Linked DNA regions of Homo sapiens: all the other regions are linked to region 1. The links are chromatin loops, found by intact Hi-C in ENCODE. Cell type or tissue: heart right ventricle. All regions are shown on one strand. Each heading gives the region's core, and the rest is flanking DNA. Links, peaks and the distances in the headings are about the cores only. Region 1 overlaps AAK1 (AP2 associated kinase 1). Region 2 overlaps ANXA4 (annexin A4). Region 3 holds the start of GMCL1 (germ cell-less 1, spermatogenesis associated). Region 4 has its middle 17 kb from the start of ANXA4. Region 5 has its middle 27 kb from the start of ANXA4.

Region 1 (6,074 bases), core at 1,345-5,344:
GAGAGTGTTTAAATCTTTGTCTTTATTTATTTTTCTACAGACAGGGAGGGTCTCGCTCTGTTGCTCAGGCTGGAGTGCAGTGGTGCCATCATAGTTCACTGTAGCCTCAACCTCCTGGGCCCAAGCAATCCTCCTGCTTCAGCCTCCCGAGTACCTAGACTACAGGCATGCACCAGTGCACCTGGCTAATTTGTCTGTTTATTTGTTTTGTTTTTGAGATGGAGTCTCGCTCTGTCGCCCAGGCTGGAGTGCAGTGGTGCGATCTCAGCTCACTGCAACCTCCGCCTCCCAGGTTCAAGCAATTCTCCTGCCTCAGGCTTCCGAGTAGCTGGGACTACAGGCGCACACCACCACGCCTGGCTAATTTTTGTATTTTTAGTAGAGACGGGGTTTCATCGTGTTAGCCAGGATGGTCTTGATCTCCTGACTTTGTGATCTGCCCGCCTCGACCTCCCAAAATGCTGGGATTACAGACATGAGCCACCGTGTCTGGCCTGTCTTTGTTTTTTAAAAGTCTGAAGACCATGATCTCATGTTGATATCAGAAGTAAAAGAGATTTTAGAATTTATGTAATACCCTCCTCTGTGTATTGCAAATTCTCACTCACTGTCTTCTCCCAGCAAAGAACTAGGCACTTCTGTCATCTTTGCTTATTTAGCAGGTAGAAGTCCAAGTTATCTCAGTAATTTCATTGGTGACTCCATGATCCTATGCTTATTAAAACCTTTTATCAGGAAAGTGATGGGAAGCTGCTAATCCTAGGAGTTTAAATGTTGAAGGATCTATAGGGAAGTGCAAATTAAAACCACAACAAGATGTCACTACACACCCACTAGAATAGCTAAAATGAAAAATACAGCACCAAGTGTTGGTAAGGATGTGGAACAAACAGAACTCTCGTATGTGGCTGCTGGGAGTGTAAAATAGCACAACCACTGTGGAGTACTGCTTGGCAGTTTCTTATACATAAAGGGAAATAGTCACTTGGCATATGACCCAACAATTCCATTCCTGGGTACATACCTAGGAGAAATAATTATCTATGTCCATAAAAAAGACTTCTGTATGAATGTTTAATTCATAATACCCAAAAGCTAGAAAAAATTCACATGTCCTTCAACAGGTGAATGAAGAAACTAATTGTGGAATATGTATACAATGGAATACTAGTTGACCAAAAAAACAAAAACTACATGGAACGATGAAGATGAATCTCAGAAATGTTATGCTGCGTGAAAGAAGCCAGACCAAAGCAGTGTATACTGTAGGATTCCATTTATTCTAGAGCAAGCAAAACTATAGGGATGGAAAGCAGATCCAAAGTTATTTAATACACGGGGTGGTGAGGGAGGGGAGGGGAGATTGTCTGCAAAGGTACCTGAAGAACTATCTGCAGTGATGGATTGGCTGTCGCCACAGCCACTCGTGCGGGTATATACAGTTGCGAAAACTCATCAAACTGTACACCTAAAATGGGTGGATTGTATAATATATGAAGTTGATATAAAAATAAAAATTTCTAAAGATGAGGGATCTTATCTGAACTCTGCCACCAACTAGCTCTGTGCATTCTTGTGAAAGGAACTTAATCTTTCTGCATGTCTTTCCTGTTGGGAAAATGAATATGATAGGTTGCTCGCCTACCTTATTCAGTCATTGTGTGAATACAAATGAAATAATTTATTTTGAAATGCCTTTAAAATAAGTCGTATACACATGCTGGGTGGGAGGAGTATTCTGTAAACTCATCTTGAGGGAAGAAAGATAAGAACTGTGGTGATGAATGTCTGAGCTAATATTTATATATATGTTGGAATTCATTTGCAAATCATCTTTTAACTTTGTGGAACATGAGCTGTGTCACTTCCCCTTCTTGGCTTTGAGTAAAATGAAGGTGTTAGACTAGATCAGACATAGAAAACTGGAGGCTCGGAGATTATCTAAAGCTTTTCAGATGTGTTTTCTTTGGCCTCTGTGCTATGGTGACCTGAACAGCATTAATTTAAAAGGTGACTTGTTGCCAGTGTTTAAATGTGGAGATTTCACATACAATTTTGGGTTTCTAGCTCATCTTTAGAAATTAGCAGATCCGACAAAACCAGGTCCATATTCCCACATGGCAACAATGATCTGGAGTTGCATGGTGGCCATCCCATTACATGAGCCATCACATTCGTTTCCCATATTCTCTGCTACTATCTGTATGTAGCCTTTTCTGTCTTCTGTAGACACCTTAAGTAGAGAGTTAGTTCATTATTGAATGCTCACTGTGTGTTAAACACTATTTTATGGCATGACAATCCAGAGGCAAACCAAACAGACAAAACCTCTAAACTCATGGTGAGCTATAAATAGCCATCCACATCTCCATCAACAATTAGGGGGAGAAAGACCAAAAATGCTATATATTTTAGGGAAAATGGGAGAAAACGTGTTTTCTTCTGGACATAAAAAAAAATCCTACATATTTAATAGGCAAAGCATGTCTGTGTCAAAATTATCCTGCCTACTTCACTTGCTTGCTTCACATAATAGATCATATCCTTTTTATCTTTATGATTCAATAGATTCACAGATGAGATTATCTGAGTGTTTCAAAAAATGCCAGTAGGCAGAGAGACTGACACAGGCTACTGAATGTTAAGATTTTCTTACCTCTGTCCAAACCATTAGGTTTTTCCTTTTAATCTAGATCTTGGGATGCAACTCAGGCTGAAATAAACATCTCTATTGACAGTCTTCTCTGTTGACAGCCTCCTTCCGTAATAGCCTGAACCCTCTTAAGCTCTGGCTGAGAATCTCATCACCCTGATCCGTGTGACAGACAGGGCTGTGCACGAGAAGTATCTTGAATGGCACTATCTCCTCTCTTCTAACCTAGTTTACATCTCCATTTGGCCAACTACACAGTGATAGTGACCAACATCTTTAGACTGACAAGTCCTGTTAGGCGTGGATTTTGATCTCGTGATTTAAATGCTTCTCATCTGCAGATAAGCCCTTTTATAGGCATAGATGCTTGACAATGTGGCTTCATCTGTGTTAAGTAAAGTGATTCACTGATTTGCTTTTAGATTTATCATGGTCATAGGCTTTGAGAATCTGGGCTGGCTCTTGTCAGCCATTGTGCTTACTGGATTGCATGGTAGGCGACTGACCCATTTCTTCAGTCCTGGCTGTAAAGGTCATCTTGCTACCTACAAAGAAAACTACACTGCTCCCATCTGGTGGTAGTTATCTCAAATTGCAGCATCTGAAAGAGTTGCCTTGTCCTTCAGCAGTGACAGGCATCATTGAACTGTAGGAAATACCTATTCCCACCTTTTGTTTCACAACATTGTCAGCTGTTTCCTTATTACCTAAAGGGTATCACATGGTTTTTATAGGAGAGAGAACCACCCCACCTTCTGCCCATAACTAGCCATGGGACTCCTAAGCCTCTCTTGGTTTGTCTATGCATAAAGCAAAACACTTGGACTTAATACTCTCTAGGAGTGCCACTCTTGTGAAGTCTGTAGTTCCGTGATTTTTTAAAAAATTCTAAATATCAATGAAGTGAATCCTACTTATACTATTTACAAAACAATTATGAACATACATAGAAATTTTGTAATTTACACTACTATTTTCCTCAATTCTGATTAATTATAAGAGAACATCATGGATTTAATAACTTTGGCAGGGGGTGGGGGGAAGAAAAGATAAATACCACTGCATTAAATGCACATTTTTATTACAAGACATTCTGATACCCTAAAAAGCAAAATGTAAAAAACATGCATTTTAGAATTGAGGAGAGAGAGAGTGTGTGTGTGTGTGTGTGTGTGTGTGTGTGTGTGTGAGAGAGAGAGAGATAGATAAGACCTCTAAGTGTCAATGCTACTTTTGAAAATGGAAAATGTTATTGAGATACAAAGATTAGAGAGATGACAGTTAAAATTAAAGATTATATGATAAATTTTAGTGTTTATTTGAATACTGAGGAACATTGTAACAGGAAATATGCAAACATGCAGTCTCTGGTAAATCATTATCACAGTCCACATTCGGAACTGAAGCCCATTAAATTTCTTTTTACAAAATTAGGTGTGTATTTTATGAAAACGTGCAATAGTGCTTTATGATAAAGGCTCTTTATGGTTGCAAGGAACAAAAACCTACTCAAGCTAACTTGAAAAGAATAACTATGTAAAGATACAGCAGGAAATGCCATGGGCATCAACAGACAGGTACTAAAGTGCCGCTGAGCCTTGGGGGAATTAGAAGGGCATAATCAGGACCCGAGGCTTTATTTCTCAGAGGCCTAAGATCTCTGTAATGGTTGTTTATTGATCTGTATCAATTTTGCATGTGGCTCCTAACCCAGTACTATGTCATAACCCCAATTCAAATTCCCATACTGAAGACTTACCTCTGTGTTCACCTCTATACAATTAGTGACCACCTCTGTGCAAGAATGGCATACTGATTTTTTTGCTGAACAGAGTCAATGGACAGGATATTCAAGCTAAATGATGACAATGTACAAGGCAGGCAGATGGACTGAGCGTCCAGTGTAACTGCTACTTACTCCAAAGCCTTCAACTTTGACAGCTTTGCCTCACTTTGTCTAACTCCTGTCACCAATGGCATTGAACACCTCATACAGTGCTTTAGGAGTGAGGATGAGGTTAGGGTTCTAAGAATTTGGGGAATGCTGTGGTGTAACAAATTTAGAGCACTTGAGAATTCCTGTAGAGTTATATACATTTTTTTTTTTTTTTTGAGACAGGGTCTCTTTCACCCAGGCTGGAGTTCAGTGGCGCAGTCACAGCTCACTGCAACCTCCACCTCCCAGGCTCAAGCCATCCTTCCCACCTCAGCCTTCCAAGTAGCTGGGCCATAGGTGTGCGCCCACCATGCCTCGCTAATTTTTGTATTTTTTGTAGAGACAGGGTTTCGCCATGTTGCCAAGGGTGGTCCTGAACTCCTGAGCTCAAGCGATCTGCCTGCTTCAGCCTCCCAAAGTTCTGGGATTACAGGCATGAGCCACCACACCTGGCTTATATATTTCTGTTAATGAATTGTGAACTGTCTTTTAGAGAAAGGTCAGTGTGGACATTAAAAAGTCTCCCCAATAATTGTCATACTTGCCTTGTGTATGCTATGTGGAATAGCACTTTCTTACCCTTATCATGTATCTTCTCAACAGCCCAGGAGGTAGGGAGGTCCGGAAGAATCTTTAGGTCTGTTTCTAGATTCGAATTGAGTGATAGGATGAGAAGAAAAGAAGAGGAGATTCTTGAAATTAATTGACAACTATTTATAATAGAAATTAGTGAAATAATTTCCTAGCCTCTCTGGTATGAGGGAAAGTGTGCTCCACTTATGCTTTTAAAAATGTTTTTGGTTTGAATCAGATGTCTTTGAGCCTCTGTATTCTTCAGCTGGTAATTGTTTAAAGGGGAAAATAACACCCAATCTCACAGAACTGTGTTAAGAATTAAACAAGAGCATCAAAATACCCAAGACAGGGCTGGTACAGTGGCTCATGCTTGTAATCCCAGCACTGTGGGAGGCCAAGGTGGGAGCCCAGGAGTTTGAGACTAGCCTGGGCAACATAGCAAAAGCACTTCTCTACAAAAAAGTATAAAAATTAGCCAGGAGTGGTGGTGTACACCTGTAATCCCAGCTACTCGGGAGGCTGAGGTGGGAGGATCGATTGAACCCAGGAGGTCAAGGCTGCAGTGAGCAGTGATCACGCCACTTCATGCCAGTCTGGGCCACAGAGGGAAACCCTGTCTCAAAAAAAAAAAAAAAAAAGTACATAGGATAGTACTTGTAATGTAGTACTACCCATTTATCTGTTTATTTGTAGGTTATTTGGAAAATAATTACTATTCTTTTGTTATCCTAAGATAGGTGTTTGGGAACAATTTCTCTGACTCTTGCCACCCACTCCCACAAGTAATATCTCCAAGTTCTGAGAATCTAAGAATGTGTTCTACAACAGGCTAGCCCTAAAGGCTGGCTGGCAGTGGCATTAGTACCATTAGCAGTGACAGTGGCAACCTCCAGCCACCACAGTTATGTG
Region 2 (6,074 bases), core at 675-4,674, 260 kb before region 1:
GAAGGTGGACACAAGATAACTCAAATTCATTTAGATGCTGAAAATAAGGCCATTTACCTTCATCGATTTATAGAGCTTTTCAGCAAAATATGCAGATTTGTTCCTCATGCACTTTACTGTCAAAGAAAAAAAAAGAAGAAATGAAAAGATTACAGATAAGACCCATGAAAAAAGAAAAGTGACAGTTGTTTCCTCTGTTTCTACAAGGTATCAATATTTGCTTTGCCAGGGAAATTTTAGCCAAGCAATGTTTCATGAACATAGGCGATGCTCTATGTATTTTCACAGATAGAAAGTACCCTCAATTTATCATCAAGTTCCTGGAGAAGTAATTGATAAAGTCTATCAAAGCAAAGGGTGGTATTTCATTTCAAAATAAGGATTACTGTATCTGCCATATGAGACAGTTACTAGTTCTAACCATTCACAGACTTGCAAGCTGCAGCCTGTATATCTGCACATTATTACCTTTCACATAGGACATACAAAGGCACAGAAGATATAAAATATATAAACCACATGGCACAATAGCAATCAGGTTGTATATAATATTTCTTGTTTAAAAATCTGGAATGTAACATGAGTGATTCATGATAAACAACTTTTATCTCTAAAAATAATTCTATATCCCCATATTGCAAACTGATAATGAGAAGGAAAATCTATAAACATTTGTTTCTCTACTCCCCCTACCAGCTTACCTATAGCCAGCAGAGCATCTTCAAAGCTACCAGATGTTTCAGATTTAATACTCTGTTCAATATCCTTCTGTGATATCCTTTTGTATTCATCAAACACTGCAGACAATAACAAAATAGTATTATTGGGAAGAAAAAACAGAGGAAACTAAAATTTATGGAGAGAATGAGCATTTTTAACTAGCCTACACTATTTATTCTTTGGCATATTTCAGGAGGAAACTAATTAGTAATGTGGGCAAGCAGCCAGGAGGGATGTGCAGAGTGGAATGGGCCCCAGATAAGGAGGAAGAAATGCTGTGATGTTTGGAGGACATCAGTCAAGTCCTTTCCCTTATCTGGGACCCTCACACATAAAATGGAGATGGCCTCTGGGGAGCTTTGCTTTCCTTTCTCATTGTTTCCTTAATAAGCAGAATGTGTCTTTTTGTGTTTTTGTCCTTGGCAATCACCTCCCTGTCATCTCCCTTTTGGCTCATCAAAACTAGAACAATTCAACTGCTTCAGAACTGAGTCACAGTTAATAACAGCTGGTTGCATCTTTTAAAATACTTAAACATAATTACATTTGTTGTTGTTTTTTGCCAAGTATTTTTGAATGTGGTGAATATGTTCCCCTCTCTTGCTGTCTCCTTCTGGAAACTTCTTAGAGCAGGTATCTATTTTATCTTCTCACCATCGCCTTCTTTGGGGTGCTGCCTCACTTCCATCAATGTGATTTTAACAGGGCTGTCAATCAAGGGACACCATACCCAACAACATACACCACAACCTCTGTCAAACACGTGAGCAGTTGACCCAGTCAGGACCCGTTAGACTCTCTCCTGGGAACTTTTTAATTGAGCAGCTCACGGGGATGGCCAAAAGCACTGCATCATCTTTACCCTCAGAGAAACCTATTAAACTTCCTGGGTGTCACACTCAGAGATTCTAATTCAGCCAGTCTGAAGTAGGGGGTCAATATTTAGCATTTTTAATAGAAAACGAACTTCAGAAACTCTGCTTTAGAAATAAAATCCATTATTCCCTTCTACTGAGACCCCCAGAACTGCCTTGATTTCTGTTCTTCCTGAAGGTGTTCAGCTGTCTGTTCAAATCTGTGAGCTACCAGTATTTTCCATTTTCCCTCCTGTGCCATTCTATATTATTTCATCTTTTCTTACTTAAATTGAAGTCAGTGTGTGTGGCTTGGAATCAAAGAACTTAATTGACACATTTTCTAAGCCTCAGTTTTCTCCACTGTAAAATGGGGAAAATAATTACTGCTCCATTGAGTGTTGCAAGAAACAATGCTTATAAAATGCTTAACACTGCACCTAGAAAATAGAACATTATTAACAAAACGGTAGTTATTATGAAATCTCACCATTATTGTTGGTTGGTAAGACAATTATGAAGTTTTCCTAGTCCAAACAGTGCTTAAAATATTTTCTCCCAGTGGCTTACAAACAGATATTTCATAACTGCCTAACTATTGACTTGTACCCAGAAGTGAAAATTCTTGCAAATGCATTTATGCACTAAATCGGCTTCTGAGGACCTGCAGTTCTTGGAAAACACCACCAGGGGGAGATTCCTGTTATTTGTAACCAGGCAAGGGAAGGAAGTGAAGAAAGAAGCTGAGTCAGAAGTTTGTGTACCTGATGGTAGCCCGGGATATTGATTAACAGGAGTAATCACCTGTTTTTTTGTCACTGTGAAAAACCTGAAATAATTACAACTTCAGAATGTGTTGTACTTCTCAATTGCTTTATGTTTTCAATTTAGCAAACTCATTCTCAAATTTCCCACAAGCTTTGCAAATCAGTGTGTGTGATTAAAAGGGTATGGTGGGTGGGTTTATAAAATTATAATGTACTTAAAGATCTAAAGAACTCGTATAAAAGATGAAATATCTTATTATATCCTTACTTGCTTGTTTAAAAGAATATGAACCTGACAGCAAATATTCTAAAATTGTCTAGTATCTTTCCCCCAAATAAGTTAAAATCACATTACAAAGTTTATATTTATCAGAAACAAATTAGAAACATATCAAATTTGAAATTATCCACTATTCATCTTATACAACATAACCCCTAAAGAAATCACTTGTATTAGCTTTACAGCTTGGATATTACACAGGAATAAATATCAACCAACATTGCTATTTTATTGCTACCTGATCTACTACAGATTACTTTCATATGTAACTACATTAGAATGAAAATACTGGGGCTACTTTAGAAAAAGGACTGACTGTGAAGGTCAGTTTCCTAGAAACAAGAATGCCAAACTTCTATGACTACATGCACTTTTTCTAATTATTCATAATTAATCTTTCAGAAATTAGCTTTCATATACATCATTGGACTAATACATTTCCAGGGTGAGAATCTAAGACACTTGGGTACAATCAGTTCTTTGTACCAACTGAAGGAGGAAGGTTATCAACTACTTATGGGCAATATAGTTTTTGCTATCTTTCACTCCTTTTCTTTGGGAAATGAAGTAAGTGCCTTACCATGCAACAGGTGATTTCGGTTCCGGGAACAGAGAACAGTTAGAAATTTCACCTCATCTGTCCCCCATTTCTTCTCTCCAGCCTCATACAGGTCCTGAAGCCAAACAAAGCACAGGTCTAAAATTCCAAAAACGATGTGCCAGGACACAGGCAAATATTTCCAGAAGCTCAAAGAGCTGAGCTGGCTTAGTTTTATTTTGTTGGTGATGGGGTTGGAAATGGTAGTGGTGAGTGGAAATGACTCAGGATCCTTCCTCAGGCATAAGGCTGTTGGGACCCTGTCATACCCCCCTGGGAGTCAGGGCAAACACTAGCAGTTCCCTAGCTGGAGACTACATGGTTCTATCTTAAGAGCTAAAAGAAATGCCCTAGATTTGGGCTGTCCCCTACAGTTGCCACTAACCACATGTGGCTGTTTAAATGTTAATTGAAATTAAATACAATTTAAAATTCAGCTCTTCAATCACATTGGCCTCATTTCAAGTACCCAGCGGCTACAGGTAGCCGGTAGTCACCCATACAGGACAGTGCAGATGTGGAATGTTCTCATCACTGCGGGGAGTTCTATTGGATAGCCCTGCTCTAGAATGATCTGTGATTTTCCTGAGGCTACAGGTCTCACAGTAGAACCAGGGACCCATTGCCAATTGCTTACATTCCAACCAGGTAGGAATATAGGAAACTCATTCTGCTCAATTTAACTACATTATTGCTCAATCAGAATTACTGTTCATTTTTAATAAGCAGCTTGCCTGTTACATTTCTCAAAAAGATCTTAACTCACACATATTGTGGCTCATTGGGCTTACCTCCATATACTCCCCCATTTTTTCACTTCTTTCTCTGATTCCCTCACTGCTTTAGAGTCAATTCACATAATCATAAAAATTTAAAGCTGAAAGCGTTCATCTAATTCACCTAATTCAAAAGAGTTCATCTTATTCAGCACTTCTGAAACTTGAATCTCAACAGGCTTGTGACAATTTATTTTATGTCAACTTGACTGAGCCATGGGTTACCCAGATTTTTGCTCAAACATTATTCTGGGTGTTTCTGTGAGGGTTTTTGGATGATCCAATATGGAGGAGGGGCCCTCATACAATCAGCTGAAAGCTTTTGTTTTCAAGAAGAGGGCTGACCTTCCCAAGAGTGAGAGGGACTCCTCCTGCCTGACTGCCTTGAGCTAGGACATCAGTTTTTTTCCTGCCTTTGGACTTGAACTGGAACATCAGCTCTTCATGGGTTTCCAGCCTGCTGGCCTTCAGATGGGAACTGCTCCTAGTTCTCAGGCCTTTGGACTCAGACTGGAACAAAACCATAGGCTGGCCTGCATCTCCAGCTTGCTGATTCCCTCTGAAGATCCTGGTACTTGCCCAACTCCATCCTCTCTCTCTTTCTCTCACACACACACACACACACACACACACACACACACACACACACACACACACCCCTCTGTGTCTCTCTCGCTCTCTCTCTCTATTGGTTCTGTTCCTCTTAAGAATTCTGACTAATACATTGCTTTAATTAATAAAGCATAGTTGTGGGCTGGGCACGGTGGCTCATGCCTGTAATCATAGCACTTTGGAAGGCCAAGGCAGATAGGTTGCTTGAGCCCAGGAGTTTGAGACCAGCCTGGGCAATATGGCAAAACCCCACCTCTACCAAAAAAATATTTAAAACTTAGCCAGGCATGATGGCACACGCCTGTAGTCCAGCTACTCAGGAGGCTGAGGTGGGAGGATCACTTGAGCCTGGGAGGTGAAGGTTGCAGTGGGCCGAGATCATGCCACTGCACAACAGCCTGGGAGACAGAGCAAGACCCTATCTCAAAAAAAAAAAAAAAAAAAAAGAATAAAATACAGGTTAGTGGAAGTGACACTGATCTCTGAGGCTAGATCATAAACAATCATGCAACTGCCATTGTTTCTATTGGAATGCTTGCTTTCTGGGTGCTCCTTCTTGAAACCCAGCTGCCGTGCTCCAAGAAGCCCAAGCCACACACATACCTCTATCCCCTCTAATGAAAGCAACAGGTTCTTTTTTTTTGCATAAAACAAAGTTGTTCATACCTCACAAACTGAATGGAACCAATCCCTCATTATGGTTATGTATTGGTTAAGAATACTGGGTCTATGGTCAGGCGCGGTGGCTCATGCCTGTAATCCCGGCACTTTGGGAGGCCATGGCAGGTGGATCATTTGAGGTCAGGAGTTCAAGACCAGCCTGGCCAACATGTTGAAACCCTATCTCTATTAAAAATACAAAAACTAGCCGGGTGGTGGTGGTGCATCCTGTAATCCCAGATACTCAGGAGGCTGAGGTGGGAGAATTGCTTGAACCTGGGAGGGGGAGGTTGCGGTGAGCTGAGATCACACCACCACACTCCAGTCTGGACGACAGTGAGACCCTGTCTCAAAAAAAAAAAAAAAAAAAGAGAGAGAGAGAGAGAGAGAATACTGGGTCTAGATGCCAATTGGTTCAAATCCTAGCTCTGCCCTTTATTATCTTTCTGAGCTTGAGCAAGGTACTTGACCTCTCTGAGCCTCAGTTTCCTTGTTTGTAAAATGGGGATAGCAATACTTACCTTATGAAGTTATTGCAAAGATTCAATGACATACTTAATATAGAATTTAGAACAGTGGGCCACGCGCGATGGCTCATGCCTGTAATCCCAGCACTTTGGGAGGCCAAGGCAGGCGGATCACCAGAGGTCAGGAGTTTAAGACCAGCCTGGCCAACATGGTGAAAACCCGTCTCTACTAAAAATAGAAAAAAATTAGCCGGGTATGGTGGCAGGCACCTGTAATCCCAGCTATTTGGGAGGCTGAGGCAGCAGAATCACTTGAACCCAGGAGGCGGAGGTTGCAGTG
Region 3 (6,074 bases), core at 1,127-5,126, 270 kb before region 1:
TACACAGGTAAAAAGTGAAAGGAGGGAAAATAAGATATCATTCAGACATTTATCAAAAGAAAGTGGCTGATGGATACACTACAATCCCAGACTTCACCACTACTTGTTATATACATGTGAGAAACCTGCAGCTGTACCCCCTAAATATAAATAAATAAATGTATATATGTATGTATGTATGTGGTAGTGGCTAAATTACTAGGGATAAAGAAGGATGAACATTTTGTTATGATAAAGGGGCCAATTCATCAAGGAGACATATTTACTGCATGCTTACATTCTAGACATTGTGCATTTGTTTGTTCTCATATTTGTCAAAGCCTAAAAGGCAGGTATTTATATCTCCAATTTACATATGAGGGAAATAAGGCTATTAAGTGCAGAATACAGACAAGAAGTCAGAATTTTTTTTTTTTTTTTGAGACAGAGTCTCACTTTGTCACCCAGACTGGAGTGCAGTTGTGCGATCTTGGCTCACTGCAACCTCGCCTCCCAGGTTCAAGCCATTCTTCTGCCTCAGCGTCCCGAGTAGCTGGGATTACAGGCAGCTGCCACCACGACTGGTTAGTTTTTATATTTTTAGTAGAGACAGGGTTTCGCCATGTTGGCCAGGCTGGTTTTGAACTCCTGACCTCAGGTGATCTGTCTGCTTCAGCCTCCCAAAGTGCTGGGATTATAGGCATGAGCCACTGCACCTGGCCAAGAACTCAGAACTCTTAAAACTATGCTATAGGTTGGCAATGGTGGCTCACACCTGTAATCCCAACACTTTGGGAGGTCAAGGCAACAGGATCACTTGAACCCAGGAGTTCCAGGCCAGCCTGGGTGGGCAACAGAGTGAGACCTTGTTTCTACAAATAAAAAAATTAGCTGGGTGTGGTGGTGCATGCCTGTGGTCTCAGCTACACAGAAGGCTGAGGTGGGAGAATTGCCTGATTCTGTGAGGTCGAGGTAGAGTGAGTCATGATCCCACCACTGCATTCCAGCCTGGGCGACACAGCGAGACCCTGTCTCAAAATAGAGAAAAATTTTTCCAAAGGAAAAAAAAACTATGCTACACTGACGCTTCAAAAAGGTTACAGGGTCAGGCATGGTGGCTCACACCTGTAATCTCAGCCCTTTGGGAGGCTTAGGTGGGAGGATCGCTTCAACCCAGGCGTTTGAGACCAGCCTGGGCAATATAGTGAGACTCCTTTAGAAAAAAGCTCCAAAAATCAAACAAACAATTAAAAAAGTTACTGAATAGTATTCACAGTAGGGGTACATTTTTGTATAATAAATACAAATATTCATACAAAAAAAGGTACAAAAGGTTTTATAAACCAAACTATTAAGTTTTTAATCTATGATTCCTTTTTTACAATATATAACACTTGTATAGCAAAACCTTTTTGAATCTGCTTTTAAAGTTTAATTTTAGGCCGGGTGCGCAGTGGCTCACGCCTATAATTCCAGCACTTTGGGAGGCTGAGGCCAGCAGATCACCTGAGGTCGGGAATTTGAGACAAGCCTGGCCAACACGATGAAACCTGTCTCTACTAAAAACAGAAAACATTAGCCAGGCGTGGTGGTGCGCGCCGGTAGTCCCAGCTACTCGGGAGGCTGAGGCACAAGAATCGCTTGAACCAGGAGGTGGAGGTTGCAGTGAGTTGAGATCGCACCACTGCACTCCGGCCTGAGTGACAGAGCAAGGCTCTGTCTCAAAAAGAAAAAGAAATCATTTAAAAAATTTCATGTGTGACCCTACCAAATAACCTTTAAAAACAAAAGCAGAAAAACCAAATTGTTTGTGTAAGCATATATTCTACCTATAAACTACATTCCAGGTCACAAGTCAATATTCCATCTTTCAACTCATCCAAAAAAAAAAAAAAAAGGGGTTAAACAAGCTGCAGCAGCACCGCCCTACATACAGTACATCCACGGTCAACGACTTCATCAACTACTAGAAACTTGCACAGACTCTGTTCCTAGTTAGGAACAAATGTACACTATTGATAAACTTCACCTTTACAATTAACAAGAACTCCTGTGTGCAATTACTTACCCTCCACTGAGTGGGCGACAATAAGAGTGCCTATTTCAGAGATTACATTTAGTGTCTGTACTAAGGCAACCGGATGCAAAACAACTTACTCTGCGGCTACCCACTTGAGAGGGCAAAGGTGGACTGGGAAGGCCAGCCAGCCGGGCGTCTCTAAGGTTTAACGAGACGCGAGCTCGGGCTTGGCGTTTCTCATCCTCATCTTGGGGCTGTAACAACACCCTGGAAGCGTCTGTGGTTGAAAATGCGGAACACCTGGCGTCTCCCAAGGCGCTCCCCAGTCCGCCCCGCATCGGGCCGGCTTCCACATTCACCCTGTCAAGGGCACGTCCCCTCTCCATAGGCTGGGGAGCGCTGCACCCCGCAAGCGCACGAGGCGCCGGCTCGGCCCCAGGCCCAACAGGTGCGGGTCCGGGTCCGCGCGGGTGCGTGCCCCCACGTACCTTCGAGGGGTGTTGAGGAGCCGCTGCTGCTCGTCCCCCTCCTCCTCATCCTCGTCCGTCTCCGAGTCAGGGTGACAGTAGCAGAAGGACCCGCTGCTCCGCTTGCGCTTGTGGCTGCCCGCACAGTAACAGAATCCGTGGCCCGCCGCATCGTCTCCAGTGTCCGGCCTCCGGGCCGAGCCCCCCGCCCTGGCACCCTGCGCCTGCTGGGCAAGGGCTGGTCTTGGCTGGCGCAGCACCCGGCTGCTCAACGATCCCATGGGTCACGGCTCCCCGAGACTTCAGGGAGCCCAGAGAAGGGGGTCTCCCGCCATGGCTCGGCCGCCGCCGCCAGCCTTCCCCGAGCGCAGGTGCCTACACCGCCACCTTCTCACGCGCAGCCCCAACCGTTGCAGCGGACGCCACAGTCTCCATCCTCTTCCCCGCCCGCAGCGTCCGGTCGCGCCGCGCTCTAGCACCGCAGCACCTCGCCCCCTCGCTTTCGCAACAAAGCGCGGGACGGAGGGCGCATGCGTACGGCGAGCCTCCGGAAGGGGCGGGGCAAGGCGTGCGTGCGTGGCAGGTGGAGCCTGCGCACAATCCGGCGCGCCAGTGCAGGCTGGTGTTTTCGGGCCTGCGGTGGGCGTGGCCTCTGACTAACCCGAACTTCGGCGTAGACGTAGTGTTAAACCGTGGTTCATACGCGCCTCTGTAGTGGCAAGACCTGGGACTCCAGTCACTCATTGTTTCTACAAAGGTGCCTTGAGTCCCCGGTGCTTATGGGCCTGTGCTAAGCTAGTGGCAAAACCCCGAAGCTATTTGGTCTCCTTGCGGGAGCTCGGCGCTTGCTGGGGCCACGCTCTGCTTGCTTGGGCGTGGCCTCCTGTGAGAGGGGGCCCTAGGATGAGGCGATATGCTGGATTCCTGGGCTTCCTTAACATGAGCCCTCCCCTGCTGTAGACGTGAATGGAACCCGTTAAGTTATGGGAACGTTCCCGGCACTCCTTTCCTTTCCTCTCAAGTGCCAGTGGGATGTCCGAATAGGGTCTGGCACCATGACTGTCTGGACTCAAAAGTGCCTTCAGGAGGCCCTAGCAAAATTTACTAGTGTCTGCTTGGAGTAGTAGCAGCTCTTGTGATGGACTCCGGACAGCCAGCGTTCATTCCCTGACTCCCTTCTGTTACTTTTTAAGTAAAATAATGAAAATATTTCAAATAGAGTAATACAGATTCCTGTGGACCGACCACTAGCTTGAAATTTTATCAGACTTGCTTTCATTCTTTTTTCCTCCCAGCTTTATTGAGGTGTAATCAATGATTCATTCTTTTTTAAATAGAACAATACATATAGGCAGAAGCCCCTGCGTACCTCCTCCATCTCATTCTGTCTCCCTCCCCAGTGGCAATCACTGTGCTGAGAATGTTGTATATCATGTCCATGCATGTCCTTATATGCATACCCATAAATAATATTTTCTTTTGCATGTTTAGACATATCATGGAATGGAATCATAGTTGTACCTCTCATTGTGCACCTTTCTCCTCTCTCAAAATTATACTCTCAAGATTTATCCATTTGGTCAATCGCTAGATAATTTTCACTGCTCATTGTATGACTGACCCATATTTGTTTTTACATTCCTTAGTGAGAGAGGTTATTTCTACTTTAACGGCCTTACAGAGCAGCAATGAACATCATGTGCAATGGATTCACCAAGCAGATTCCCAAAAGTGAATTTGCTGCGAAATCTGCAACTTTGTTAGCTATTACCAAATTGCTCTCTGGGTTGATTGCATCAAGGTACCAATTTAGACTCCCATTGGCAGTATACGTAGTTTGAGGGTCCCCGTGGACTAATGTCTGATTCATGCATGAGAAATCTGAACCGAGAGAGGCTAGCCGAGGCAGCTTGGGGTGGAGGTGGGAGGCGGAGAATAATGGCTGCAGAGGGATCAGCTTGCATACACAGAATTTGCCAGCACAAAGAACGTGCAGGTGTTTCCCATGGAGCAGATGTGGACCACCATGAGACAGCTTAGGTCCTGCCCAACAGGCCTGGGAGGAAGGCAATGAACTTCAGCACTGAGAACCTCAAAGAGTCACCAAATTCCTAGAGGCTGAAAAAGGAGTACACATTTGCCTTGCCAGAGGAACCTCAGGTGAGTAGCGTGATGAGGTTGACAAAGGAACCCACAAGAATGCCCACAAGAATCAACTTTAGTCTGTCAGGGTCACATAGGGCTGATCCTCTACCACCACAGCAATGACAGTCAGGTAACAACTTTCCTGCTCCCCTTAACTCTCTTCTTTGCTACAACCCAGACATGGTAGGTTGGGGCAGGGGGAGAACATTGAAGGAAACCTAGGTGGAAAAAGAAGAGAAGCCCATGGTCTCCCTTTCCCCAGAAACCAGCTTCCTACTTGCAATAGGCCAGAGGTGAGTGAGGGAAGAAGCATCAACTGTAAATCAAGCTTGCAATTTTGACTGGATATATTACTTACTAAAATGACACTGTTTTATGACCTTAAGGGACTACACAGTAGGACTTTAAAACCTAAGAGTGAACAGAAAAGTCATGACTCTATCTGAATTTACATCTGAAGAAGGGGAAGAACTGCCCACTGAATAAATGTAAGTGGACAGTGGGAGGGAAAAACAAACATAATTATATCTCAAAGTCATGCTAATTCAATATGACAAACATTCGTCCAGGGTGACTTTATCCCACCTTCTAGAAATCTTCTGGTGAATCAATGCTATTTGTTTTAAAATTTTGGCTAAGCTACATATCATTTAAAGATAAAACTTCTACCAAAAAAATCACCATGCTTCCAAAGACAAAGCTGATGTGGAGATTCTGTGGTCTTCTGGGAAGGCATTGAAGTGGTAGTATTATTTCCTGTAAGTAACTGGAGTGACTAAATATTCACATAAGTAGCTTCTACCAGTAGCTGTAGCTTTTATAATAAACAACACTAAACTAAAAAATTCTTATTATTTCACTCACCAAAATACAATGGATGCTATAAAATCAACAAAAAAGGCAAGTATTCCCACTATAAGAATATGAATGTCCTTTATACATTTATGATATTTAATATAAATGGTCTACTTAGAGCAGAGGGCATCACTCATTTCCAGAGAATAAGTTCATACATTATTTTATGTTATTGAGTAGTGTTTGGCATATGTGAACATTAGCCAGTAGGCACGCATAAGACTAAATATGATTTTTTTTTTCTTATCTTGTAATTCCTGTAGAAACTGAGTAACACAAGTCCTTCAAAAATAGCTCCTTTCAGGGGCCAAGATGAAAAACCTCAGAAGGTGAAAAGTGGATCAGAGAAAGACTATACCTCACTTTAAAGACACTTTTTTTTTTTTTTTTTTTAGATGGATTCTCGCTCTGTCGCCCAGGCTGGCGTGATCTCGGCTCACTGCAACCTTTGCCTCCTGCCTCCTGGGTTCAAGCAGTTCTCCCTGACTCAGCCTCCGAGTGGCTGGGATTACAGGCACCAGCCACCACACCCGGCTAATTTTTATATTTTTAGTAGAGATGCAGTTTCTCCATGTTGGCCAGGCTAGTCTTGAACTCCTGACCTTAGG
Region 4 (6,074 bases), core at 723-4,722, 170 kb before region 1:
TAATGGAGACTTAAGGAGACATGGCAAGTAAATACAATGTGTGATCCTGGCTTGATTCCTGGCCCAGAAAAAGACATTAGCGAGACAATTGTTAAAATCGTAATAAGCTCTGAAGATGGGTACCAATGTTAATTTCTTGATTTTGAGATTAGCTACAGTTATGTAAGATATCGAGATATCAAGCCAGATGAAGGAAACACAAGATTTTTTGTAGGCTTTTTCCTGAGGTCTAAAATTATCTCAAAATGAATAACTAAAAATAAAGAAAAAATTAAATTTTTGTAAAGTGCCTATTCAAATATTTTGCAGTAAATTGGTAAAAGACTTCAACAGCACTTTATAAAACAGAATATCAAAATAGCCAATATAGCACATTAAAAAAAAATGCTCAACTTGATTAGTCTTCAGGGCAATGCAAATCAAAGCCTGGTGAGATACTGCTGCACACACCAGAATGTCCAAAATGAAAAAGACTAGTTATACCAAATGTTATCAGATTGGAGCAACTGCTACTCTATACACTGCTGGTGGGGATGTAAATTGGTAGAACCACACTGAGAAACAGTTTGGCAGCATCAATTTAAGCTGAACAAATGTGTGTCCTATGACCCAGCAATGCGTAACAGTGTTCATGAAAAGACATTTTCAAAGAATTTTATAGGAGCATTATTTGTAATAACTAATAACCGAAATAATTTACATGTCCATCAATAGTGAAACGAGGCTAGGCACAGTGGCTCATGCCTATAATCCCAGAACTTTTGGAGGCCAAGGTGGGAGGATTGCTTGAGCCCAGGAGTTCAAGGCCAGCCTGGGCAACATAGGGAGAGCCAGTGTCTAAAAAAATTAGCTGTGCGTGGTGGTGCACACCTGTAGTCCCAGCTACTCGGGAGGCTGAGGTGGGAGGATCACTTGAGCCCAGAAGTTCTAGGCTGCAGTGAGCCAGGATCATGCCACTGCACTCCAGCCTGGGCGACAGAACAAGACCCTGTATATATATATATTTGCTTGTGTGTGTGTGAAATGAATAGACCGTGGCATAGTCACATAATGGAATACAATACAGCAAGAGAAATATCAAACTACAAGTACACACAACAACGTGGATGTTAATATTGTGTGATGAAAGCCAGGCACACAACAGTACTTCTTATTTTATGTTATTGATAGAAAATTCAAAAGCAAGTGCAATTCATCTATGGTTTTAAAAGTCAGGATAATGGTTACCCTTGGGGTGACTAGAAGGGTTTCTGGGGTTCTGATAATATTCTGTTTCTTGATCTAAGCACTGATTACATGGTTGTGTTCACTTTTGGCAAATTCATTGAGCTGTGTGTTTCTCTGTATGTATGTTATGCTTCCATTAAAAGTTTATATTAAAGAAGTCAATCTTTTAGGCGAAATCATCGCATTTTTCTAGCATAGTAATAAAGACACAGCTAGTGTAAGCTGACAAATGAGTTAAACTCCTGAGCTGAAGAATGCTTGGATTGGCCCTGTATTAGTCTGTTTTCACATGCTATAAAGAACACCCAAGACTGGGTAATTTATAAAGAAAAGAGGTTTAATTGACTCACAGTTCTGAATGGCTGGGGAGGCCTCAGGAAACTTACAATTATGGCAGAAGGTAAAATGGAAGCAAGGCGTCTTACGTGTTGGCAGGAGAGAGTGAGGGGGGAAGTGCCACTTTTAAACTATCAGATCTCATGAACTCACCCACTATCATGAGAACATCACGGGGGAAACCGCCCCCATAATCCAATTACCTCGAGGTCCCTCCCTCGACACCTGGGGATTACAATTCGAGATGAGATTTGGGTGGGGACACCCAAGAGCACCCAGAGCAAAACCATATCAGGCTCTTCAGGAAAAATTATTTTCAAAATACACAATTGATCTCACTGAATAGCTCTGATAATTTTCTCAGCTGCATCCTGACAACTGCATAGTGAAAAAAAAGTCACAAGAACCAAATCATGAAGTGATGACTAAACATATTTTACAGAATTTTGTGCATTTATATATGTGAAAGAAAAACTAATAAAATGTCAGGTAAAATGAGGTGGCTCTTAAAATGCCATTGTTTTCCTTAAAAATAAATGATTACTTGATTTTTCTAGGAAAATACAAAACAGAGGCTGTGAGTGATCAAGAGTCTCATTTAGCCTCTTACAGTGCACATTAGCCTGAAGGCCACACACTCCCTTCACCCACTGTTTGCTCTTCTCTGAGCCTTGAGCCTCTTCAGCTCATGGGAATTGACTTTGAAGGTGGACAAGACGATGTACCAGCGTGATGGAAGTGTTCTGTGTCCTAATGGGGGCGGTGGCTACACTGGTGTATACATTTATTAAACTCACTGAACCGTACACTTAAGGCACACTTTTAAATACATTTAAAGGCACACATTTGAAGTGTATGGTATATTTATTTGGGGCAGCATTCATATATTTAAATAAATATACAATAAATAAATATATAAATAATAAATATACCATGTATTTATATATAAATAAATAATAAATTTATATATTTATAGATTTAAGTATATGGTATATTTATTTGGGGCATCATTTATATACATTTAAATATATAAATGATGCCTCAAATAAAAAGATGCCGAAATGATTAATGCTAAAATGATAGATGTTAATATATATGTTAATATGTTATATCTCTGTAAATAGCTATATGTCACCTTGAGTCAGAATTTATTAAACTGACATCCATTATGTTATCAGTAAGCCCTCCTGGCATTTCTCAGGTGGATGTCAGGAAGCTGAGCTCCCTGTGGCTTGACCTGCGTCTCCTGGGTTTAAACATCGGCTGACTGCAGGAGTCAGAGGGAGAAGAAAAGGAGACAGGCTGTGCATGAACTTGACGAGTGCCATGAAACAATTATTCCACTCAATAAAATTTCTTGACAGGATGAGCAGGTATTTTCAAATCGCATAATAATGAAGCTGGGATCAGCTAAACGTTCCACACGGACAGCGGCTGCAACCCAGCTTCCTCTCAAATTCCATCCTCAGGAAAGTGTTTCCAGTACTTAGGCGAGGACGCCATCTAGTGGCAGAAGAAGCAACCACAGGGCGAGAGCAGCGTGGCCGAATGAGTTCATCTTTCTTGCCCCAGCTTATCTTTCTTTCTTGCCCCAGCTTATCTTTCTTTCTTGCCCCAGCTTATCTTTCTTTCTTTGCCTTTTTACAGAACTAAGGTCTCTTGGCAGAAGGTAATTCTCCACTAGTGGACTGCCGGTGGTGGGTTAGTCACTCACCAAAGGGCTTGAAAGGATCTTCTGAAAAGATGCTTTGACACTGAAGAGAATTGAGGGGGCTCTTTTGAAGGGACAGAGTCAGACACTAAATCTCCCCTAGCCAGGACAGTAATGGTGACAGCTGGGGACACAAGGCTGCAATTAGCCCATACCTGCCTGACGTATTTGTACTAATTAGAAAAAGTCTTCTTTTATATGGGGGGATGAAGCCCCAGGGTGCACGACTTGGTAAATGGAATACTGGCTGTTTTTCAGCGGCCCTCCCTGCTTCTGCCAGGAACTCTTGTACAGTAGACAACCTGCACGACCATGTGCTGCAGCCCTTAGGCAGCAATAGTACCTTCTCCTGGCACCTCATTTGCCCACAGCAAACACCAGTTTCTAGGAGATGGGGCACAAGATGGGTACACCCACCCTCAAATGTATCCTTAAGGTATTTGGATAGCCATTGTTGCATGTGGATTTCCATTTCTTTTCTTTTTCTTTTTTTCTTTTTTTGAGATGGAGTTTCACTCTTGTTGCCCGGGCTGTAGTGCAATGGCGCGATCTTGGCTTACCGCAACCTCCGCCTCCCGGGTTCAAGTGATTCTCCAGCCTCAGCCCACCGAGGAGCTGGGATTACAGGCGTGCGCCACCGCGCCCGGCCCCATTTCAACAGTTCAGAAGTTTTTAGCTTTCGGGCCTAGGTTTTGAAAGCCTCTTGCAGCTGAAATGGAGAAAGGGTAGGAGCTTCTCATGTAGTGTCTTTAGGAAAATAGCATCACAGGCTGGGTGCAGTGGGTGGTGCATGCCTGTAATCCCAGCACTTTAGGAGACCAACGTGGGAGGATGACTTGAGCCCAGGAGTTTGAGATCAGCCTGGGGAATATAGCAAGACCCTGTCTCTATTAGAAGAAAGAAAACAAAATAAAATAGCATCACACAGCTATGTCATAAAAGACTGTAGTGTGGGATTGGACATCCAAAGTTATAGATAAACGGCATAAGAAATTTTATGTCATAAAATTTGTGGATAGACAAAAGACACACTGCAGAACTAAAGGAAAATGTTTATTCACTTAGCTAACATTTCCTAAGTACCCTGGTTGGAGACATTGGACTAGGAAGAGGGAACAATGGTGACTAGAACAAGAGTCTCTCTGCTTGGCAGACTCCATGGTCATCACCACATCCTTGCCCTAGAAAATGCCTGCTCTCCTCCCCTAGTCCACACTGCAAAAAGCTTGTCTTTTTTTTGAAGCCTTCTGGAGTTCAGGAGTTTCTTCATATCACTTTGGAGGCATCTTTTAGCACATCTTATTATAATTACTACATATTTATTTAGTAGCTTTTACCTCCCCCTGAATCAGCTTATTGTTTCTTTGTTTTCTATTTCATTGGTGTTTGCTCTTATCTTTATTATTTCCTTCATTATACTTTTTTTTTTTTTTGAGACAGTCTTGCTCTGTCGCCGAGGCTGGAGTACAGTGGCATGATCTCGGCTCACTGCAACCTCCACCTCCCAGGTTCAAGCGATTCTCCTGCCTCAGCCTCTCTAGTAGTTGGGACTACAGGATCGTGCCACCATGCCCGGCTAATATATATATATATATATATTTTTTGGTATTTTTAGTAGAGATGGAGTTTCATCATGTTAGCCAGAATGGTCTTGATCTCCTGACCTCGTGATCCGCCCACCTCGGCCTCCCAAAGTGCTGGGATTACAGGCATGAGCCACCATGCCCGGCCTATTTCCTTCATTATTCTTTCTTTAGGTTTACTCTGCGCTTTTTTCTATTGTCTTTAGTTGAACTCTGACCCATTTATTTGTTTTTGCTATTTTTTATTGTAGTTAAATACATATAACATAAAATTTGCCGTTTTAAACATTTTGACGTGCATAAATTCAGTGGCATTAATTAAATTCACGATGTTGTGCAACTATCATCACTATTTCTAAAACTTTTCATCACCCCCAACAGAAAGTCTGTATCCATTAAGCAGTAAATCCCCATTCCTACCTCCCCCGAGACCCTAGTAACCTCTAATCTCCTTTCTGTCTCTATGAATTTGCCTGTTCCCGATATTTTATACAAGTAGAATCATATAATATTTGTCCTTTTGCGTCTGCCTTATTTCACTTAATGTAATGTTTTTAAGGCTCATCCATGTTGCCGCATGTGTCAGAACTTCACTGCTTTATATGGCTGAATAATATTCCATTGAATATACATACCATATTCTGATCCATTCATCTGTTGATGGACACTTGGGCTGTTTCCACTTTTTGGCTATGGCGAATAACGCTGCCGTGAACACTGGCATGCAAGCGTGAGTTTGAGTCTCTGTTTTAAATTCTTTTGAGTATATACCTATAATTATGTCTTTACATCACTGCTACTTCCAATAGACCATAGACCTTTAAGGTTGGTCTCATTCATTTTTACATCCCCAGACTTAGCACAGGCCAAATACACAGTAGGAATGGGTGTGAGTTTGGTAAATAAATGAATAATGATAACAATATTTTACATCCATGAATCACTTTGAAGGTTATAAAACACTGGTCATTTTTTTTTATTTAATCTTCCCAATGACCCTGTGAGATACTTAGGAGAGTCTAATATTATTATTTCTATTTTATAGAAGAGGATAGCCAAGGTAAAAGAATCAGTGTCAAAGTCACTTAGGATTCAAATCCAAACCTTTCACCATCTAGTTCAATTCCATTTTCATCCTAACTTGCTGTTTCTCCTGTTATTTCTGACAAAAAATATTGGTGAAAATATCCATTCTTACTGAAAATTAACTACAGGAA
Region 5 (6,074 bases), core at 799-4,798, 160 kb before region 1:
GGGAACAACATATTCCAAAGAAGATGAAACAAAGAAAAGCAAAGTTTCCAGTTAGATACGTGGAGTTAAAGAGGAAATGGCGGTAACAGAAAGATGCAGCGACGGGTAATTCCAGAAATGAAAAGGATGGGACATCAGGCCTTTCTGCTTCAACTCAAAGTCAGATCCCTTGAACTCACAAAATAATATTGGCTGATACCCTGGAGAGGGAGGCCTTTGTTACCCTCATTTATGATGCAGGAATAATGATCAAATGCCACCTGCTTGTGTCGATGAGCCAGGCCTGACAATTAAAGGGTGGGCGCCAGGATGGGCTTTGGGAGTGTGGGATGAAAGGCACTGGATGAGAACAAAGGGGCCATGGTGGGAGTTTTCCAGCACCAGCCTCAGTTTTCTGCACAGAAGCCTCCTGCCACCTCAATGCCAGCTTTGAAGGCATAGGCAGGCAAAGAAAACCAACAAGCCAAACAAAATGCATATGGATGCTTTTAAATGGGCATGTTCCTATTCAGTGGGCATGAATTGGAGAATATTCATCTTCAGCCACCTCCTGCACCCTCAGGGCGTCAGCTCCTCCTTCCAGGACCACTGAAGAGATGGAGCCCCCACCCCAGCCCCTCTGCTACACGATGCTGCTTTACGGTCTCCCCTGCACTTCCCTTGTTTCTTGATTGGTTTCTCTGGTTATCATCTGTTTTGTCTTGCCACAGTGTGATGCCAGGGAGCAGAGGCTGGACGGTGTTCTCCTCCACACAGTGCTTGGCCAGTAGTAGGCAGACAGCAAACAGCTGAATTGATGACTCAGAAAAACTTAAACATCGCCAACTCTGTCATCTCTTTTAGTAAACCTACTGGACAATTCCATTTAAATGTATGATACTTACTTCAAACTGCACATGAACAAAACACAACTCTTTTCGTTCTTGCCCTCCCCTCTGGCCAATGACCAAGTCAAAAACGTCGAGTCATTTTCCATCCTGAGCTCTTCACCTGGATTCCCGGAGCAGCCTCATAACTAATCCGCTGCCCTCCTGTTGTGCTGTCTCTCAGACCCGTTCTCCCGAGTGATCTTCTCAAAACGAGCTTGAGCATGTCACACCACTGCTTGAAACCCTTTGGGGGCTCCCTGTCGCCCTCACATAAAGACCAAACATTTTAACCTGACAAACAAGGCCTTCCCTGATGTGGCTCTCGCCCGTCTCTCCAACCCCCTCTGCACATCTCAGCTCAAGTCATCCTGAGCTGCTCGCAGTTCCTCGAGTGCAGCTGCTGTTACGTTCACCCTCTGCCTCTCCTCTTATCTTTCTGGTGAATCCCTTTTTTCCTGGTTCACCTGTTCTATGAAGACTTTTTTTGACCAGTATTGTATTTCTCAGGACTCTTGACTTTAAGGGACAGAAACCCAACACAAACTAGCTTCAGTTAAAAGGGGATGTATTAACTCATTTAAGTAAGGACTAGACAGAGCCACCACAGGAATGGCTAGATCCAGACACCCAAACAATGCTGTCAGCTCTCTCTCTCTCTCTTACTCATATGTACATGTATTTTGGCTTCTTATTATGAGTTGGTCTCATCCTTTCTTGCTAGAGGAGACTGTACTCACAGAGAACTCTAGACTTACATACAGTTTGATCACTCCAGGAGAGAGTGAGGCTTCTTTCTCCCAGTCTCAGGTTATTAAAATTATGGGAAAGGCTAAGAGTAGCCTGGCTGGTGACGTGTGCCCAGCACTTGGCCCATGACTAGAGGGACAGTGTTGTGATTGACCATGCCTTGGACTCTCTTTCTTGACCTAGGAAGAAAGAATGGGTATTCCTCTTGAGGGAGCAGCTGCCAGATAAAAGAGGGAGTCTGTTATCACATAAAGAGGGTAGACCACTGATGTCTCCTTCTTACCCCTCCCTCCACCTCCATTTATGTTCCCACTGCCCTCTGTGCATAGGCACAGAAGGGGACAAAACACATTTTGGACTCAGATAGACATAGAGCCAGTTACTGGCTTTATAGTAACTATGTGACTTTGGGAATGTTTTAAGCCTCTTCGTGCCTCTGCATTTGCATCTGTACAATGTTTTAGGGATGTGTTGTGAGGGTTAAAAACCTAGGCAAATTATCTGGGACATAGTAGGTACTATGGCAGTCATAACAATTATATTTGACCATCTCCCTTTTCTAAACCATGATTTGGCCAGGCGTGATGGCTTATGCCTGTAATCCCAGCACTTTGGGAGGCCGAGGTGGGAGGATCACTTGAGACCAGGAGTTCAAGACCAGCCTGGCCAATATGGTGAAACCCCGTCTCTACTAAAAATACAAAAAGTAGCCAGGCATGGTGGTGCGTACCTGTAATCCCAGCTACTTGGGAGGCTGAGGTGAGAATCGCTTGAACCCAGGAGGGGGAGGTTGTGGTGAGAGGAGATTGCACCACTGCACTCCAGCCTGGGTGACAGAGCGAGACTCCATTTCAAAAAATAAATAAATAAAATAAAATAAAAAACAAACCATGATTTGCTTGAGGCAGGGCCTTATTTTAGGCAAAATTTAACTTGGTTATAAGAGCAGGGCTCAAATATATGATGGATTGATTTCTGTCCACTGAAACAGGATGATACTGAAAGATAAGGCAAGTTTTGCAGATGAGGGAGATATTCAGTTCTGTCTTCTTCAATCTTGGCTTTATGATACTGGCCCATTGTTATTATGTAGTCTTCTGTTTCAAGCTCTCCAAAGCATCTCCACATCTGTTACTTGACTTCACTGTGTCACCCTGGAGGGAGGACCTTGCGTTAGGCTTCATGAACAGATCTGATGAGGTATCCACAAGACACAAGGTTAACCAAGAATGGGCAGCAGGGGGCGTTGTGGACAAGCCCCGGGGAAGCCAAGGGAAAAACTGCAGAGGTTCTGAACCTAGACCTGCCCAACGTCCTGCTGACCGACTCAGGCACCTCCGGACCTGGGTGTCTGGCTATTGATTGGGTACATGCTGAAGCACGCTTGCCTCCCAGGGCATCCCATCACAAATTAGGCCCCAGCTCTGGGATCTGGCCCAACGCAGGCCCTCTCCCATGTATAGGAGCTGTGGGGACAACACAGGAGGTTAATGGGAGCTCGGCCAGGATCCCAGGAAATAAAGCACTGAGGTTTGATACACTGATGGGCACACTGTGGACAGCAGGCTGGCTGGACTGGGGCAGGTGGAGTGTTATGTGAGTTTTCGGTCACGTGCCCTCGCCGAAGCCCCGTCTCTTATATTCTTAGGCTTCCTTCGGCTTCGGTTGCCAGGAGTAGGTGCTTGTATTCTATAGAGTCGTTTATATTTGAAATCCTGCATGGATGCATTTGGTCCTCACCGCATCCTTCCTCCCTTCCGGAAACTGTACGCTCCCCTCCTTAGAAGGTCACTTCTCCACTCCATGGGGTTCTGGTGGGGCTCCCAGAATGTGCCCACATCTCCACCCTTACCCCACCCCCCGGCCCACCCAGCCACTGGAGGTGGGAAAGAGCTAGGGCTTGTCAGAAGGCAGACCTTGAAGGAGAAGAGCCTCCCAGTAGGGAGGTCAGGAATGTGCTCAAAATCCAGGCTCAGATGTCTTCAAAAGCCTGGAGAGATGTCACCCACCAGGCACTGTGGTCTTTGGCAACTCATGTGGGACAGAGGTGTAGACTAAAGAATGTTCTGCCCCATTCTCTTGCGGAGGACAGAGCAAGGGAGAGTAGAGCTCCTTCCATATTCGAATTTCCCTTTCTCCTCTTCACGGCAGGGAGTCCGACCTTTGTGTTCCTCCATCAAGTGGAATTTGTGCTGCAGGGTAGACAGCGAAAGCTGCTGAGGCATAACCGTTTTTCCCCCATTCTTTCTTTTTGTGAAAGGCAAAACTCCTCAAAGTCCTAAACTGTTAAGAGAGTTAGGTGCCCCAAGAGGAGACGGGAGAGCGGTGATGCCTTCAGGGCAGCAGCAGAAGCAATGGAAGGATGGATGAGGAACCCCACAAAGGGGAGAGAACTCTGGAGTCTGTGAAGAGCGGGGAGCTGAGACCCAACTCGTTATGTTACGGGTTGTGTGTTGCTGGATCCGGCAGGTAACAGCTTGCTGGACTGAATGTTAAAGTCTCAAGAGTTTTACAAACTGATTGACTTTACTTTTTAAATTGGCTTTATTGAGGTGTACAATTTACATACTTGGAAGCAGCTATGGTAGAAGTGTTTTTACACCATGGAGATTGGCACATACTACAATTCAGGGCTTTCTCTCTGCCCCAGAGCCAGCTGCTAAACATTTACCAGCACACCACCGAACATAAGAGTGGCTTCTTCCAATCTTATCATCCACATATCGCTTCTTCCTTGGGGAGAATGAGTGACAAGAATGGGAGGGAGAGGGCCAGAAAGTGTGTTACACCAATAGCACTCCCCTGAAAATGGAGTAGAGGTTCTTCATGGAAACAAAGAATGGAGATAGAGGGGCTCCCTCTACCTTCCTTCCATCCTTTCATTTTCTTTTTTTTTTTACTTCATAATAATGACTATACTGAAGATTTCAGGAAAGAATAGGAGGCAGCAGGGTGGTGGTTGAGAGTAAGGCTTTGGAGTCAGATGGCATTTGGGTTCCCACAGCAGCTCTGCCACTCTCTAGTTGTGTGGTGTTGTATAAAGTGAGCAAGGTCAGAGTGGGAAGTATTGTTGTATGTATTTAGGGTAGAAGCCAGTCCACTCTGGTCATCTGAGCTCTGTTGGGGATCTTCATTGGCCCCAAAGAGTCCTGTTTTCATCTTCTCTGAGCCACTGCAATGAATGAATGGTGGTAGGCGTCCACAAACCTGGTGCACAAAATGTGGATAGGATTTAGGTGATATCTTCACAACTCAAGAAGAACCCAGGCTTCAACAGTCCAAGAAGCTGTAATCTCCTTCTTCTAGGCACATCTGAAAACAAAATGCCAAATGGGAGGTCCTGTTGCTAATGTTGGTCCTCCAGTTCTTTACGAGGGAGTGGGTAGATCCCATGGCCTGTCTGAATGTCACTTTCCTCATCCATAGGGTAGAAATGACAGGATAACCTCATTATCTTTTGTGAATCCATATTAAAAGGCCCAGAACCATTGCAAATTTGTTACTGAAACTTTCTGGAGTTCCCCAGTTGGATCCAATTAGGATCATTACTGAGATGGTTGTCTCCCCTAGGCTGAAAGAAAAATGCCACCGTTAACCTTTAATCATTCACAACAAACCCAAAGAAAAAGTCCTTGGCCCAGGTCCTAATAGGGCTATTAAAGCTATTTTCCTATTCAGCTGCTTAGACTCGGAGTGAATAACCCGGTAATTTTCTACTGCTTCTCCCCACGGAATGTAAAGGACCAAGAGAGTGAACTCTCCTAACTAATGCGCTTTAAGGCAGGGGCCAGATTTTACCTTCCTGTCTCTTGGTTTGCTTCCACCCTCCAATTTTCTCCTTTGGTTGTTTTATTTTAGTGTGAGGGGTATGTGTTTGTGTGTATGTGGTGGTGGTGGTGGGGTGGGGTTGGGGAACATTTGGTTGTGTGTGGTGTGTCTGTATGTATGTGTGTGGTCTGTTTAGTGGAAAACTTTGGAAGCACGCAATAGTTACACATGGTGTCTAAGACCCCCCAGGAAAAGGAGAGACCAAGAGAATGAAGAGAAAAAAATAAAAATAAATTGAGACAAAATAGGCAACACATACAAAAATCCTATGTATAAAAACTGTTTTCTCAATTTCTTGCTCTCCTTTTTCCTTTTTGCTGCAGTAGAGACCCCCCCATCATGCCCCATATTTCTCTATGTCTCTTTTCTCTCTCTGTGCCCTCATTAACTCAACCTCCTTAACACTTCCAAAACCAGAAATCATTGTCCTGACACCATCCCCCACACCCTTCAAGTCCTATTTCTCTTTCTGAATTCCCCAATCTGTTTTCAGGTTCTATTTTAGGTCAGCTGCCCAAACAAACAAAACCCAAAAAACCATATATCAGAACCATTTCTTATTTTCTTAATTGGCTTTATTGAGGTACAATGTACATACTACAAACTCACTCATCTTAAGTGTTCAGTTTA

The links. A loop is a pair of places that touch in the nucleus more often than their neighbours do. Peaks named below come from ENCODE experiments on the same cell type or tissue, not always from the same donor. Only the 100,000 strongest peaks of a DNase experiment are listed, where the experiment ranks them.
Region 2: it touches region 1 in a loop (5-fold over the local background); 48 of 110 quality-filtered maps call a loop at or near these places.
Region 3: it touches region 1 in a loop (2.8-fold over the local background); 48 of 110 quality-filtered maps call a loop at or near these places.
Region 4: it touches region 1 in a loop (5-fold over the local background); 101 of 110 quality-filtered maps call a loop at or near these places.
Region 5: it touches region 1 in a loop (18-fold over the local background); 102 of 110 quality-filtered maps call a loop at or near these places.

Annotation. Positions count from the first base shown.
Region 1 is chr2:69,557,031-69,563,104 of GRCh38, reverse strand. All of the region lies in intron 2 of AAK1 (AP2 associated kinase 1), which reads left to right. Among named protein-coding and RNA genes, the nearest start is that of SNORA36C, 40 kb to the right of the region's middle. In heart right ventricle, for the core only: a CTCF peak has its summit at 3,223 (motif pointing left); no DNase peak of the experiment used is centred there; H3K27ac peaks cover 1,386 bases.
Region 2 is chr2:69,813,322-69,819,395 of GRCh38, reverse strand. It overlaps ANXA4 (annexin A4), which reads right to left. Exons shown (of 13, transcript NM_001153.5): 9 at 3,202-3,295; 10 at 702-797; 11 at 58-116. Among named protein-coding and RNA genes, the nearest start is that of GMCL1, 13 kb to the left of the region's middle. In heart right ventricle, for the core only: CTCF peaks have their summits at 2,037 and 2,256 (motif pointing right); a DNase peak (open chromatin) is centred at 2,255; H3K27ac peaks cover 671 bases.
Region 3 is chr2:69,826,566-69,832,639 of GRCh38, reverse strand. It overlaps GMCL1 (germ cell-less 1, spermatogenesis associated), which reads right to left and starts at 2,980. Exons shown (of 14, transcript NM_178439.5): 1 at 2,488-2,980. The coding sequence starts at 2,747. It overlaps LOC124906021 (a long non-coding RNA gene), which reads left to right and starts at 3,109. Exons shown (of 2, transcript XR_007086846.1): 1 at 3,109-4,626; 2 at 5,862-6,074. It overlaps ANXA4 (annexin A4), which reads right to left. Exons shown (of 13, transcript NM_001153.5): 13 at 5,528-6,074. RefSeq lists silencers at 2,316-2,491, 2,439-2,518, 2,899-3,128 and enhancers at 2,102-3,022, 3,539-3,628, 3,023-3,944. In heart right ventricle, for the core only: a CTCF peak has its summit at 2,944; DNase peaks (open chromatin) are centred at 2,319 and 3,059; H3K4me3 peaks cover 2,742 bases; H3K27ac peaks cover 1,964 bases.
Region 4 is chr2:69,721,822-69,727,895 of GRCh38, reverse strand. It overlaps a transcript of ANXA4 not described here. Among named protein-coding and RNA genes, the nearest start is that of ANXA4, 17 kb to the left of the region's middle. RefSeq lists an enhancer at 3,138-3,187. In heart right ventricle, for the core only: a CTCF peak has its summit at 3,071 (motif pointing left); a DNase peak (open chromatin) is centred at 3,065; H3K4me3 peaks cover 515 bases.
Region 5 is chr2:69,711,623-69,717,696 of GRCh38, reverse strand. It overlaps a transcript of ANXA4 not described here. Among named protein-coding and RNA genes, the nearest start is that of ANXA4, 27 kb to the left of the region's middle. In heart right ventricle, for the core only: CTCF peaks have their summits at 2,649 and 2,848 (motif pointing right); a DNase peak (open chromatin) is centred at 2,866; H3K4me3 peaks cover 361 bases.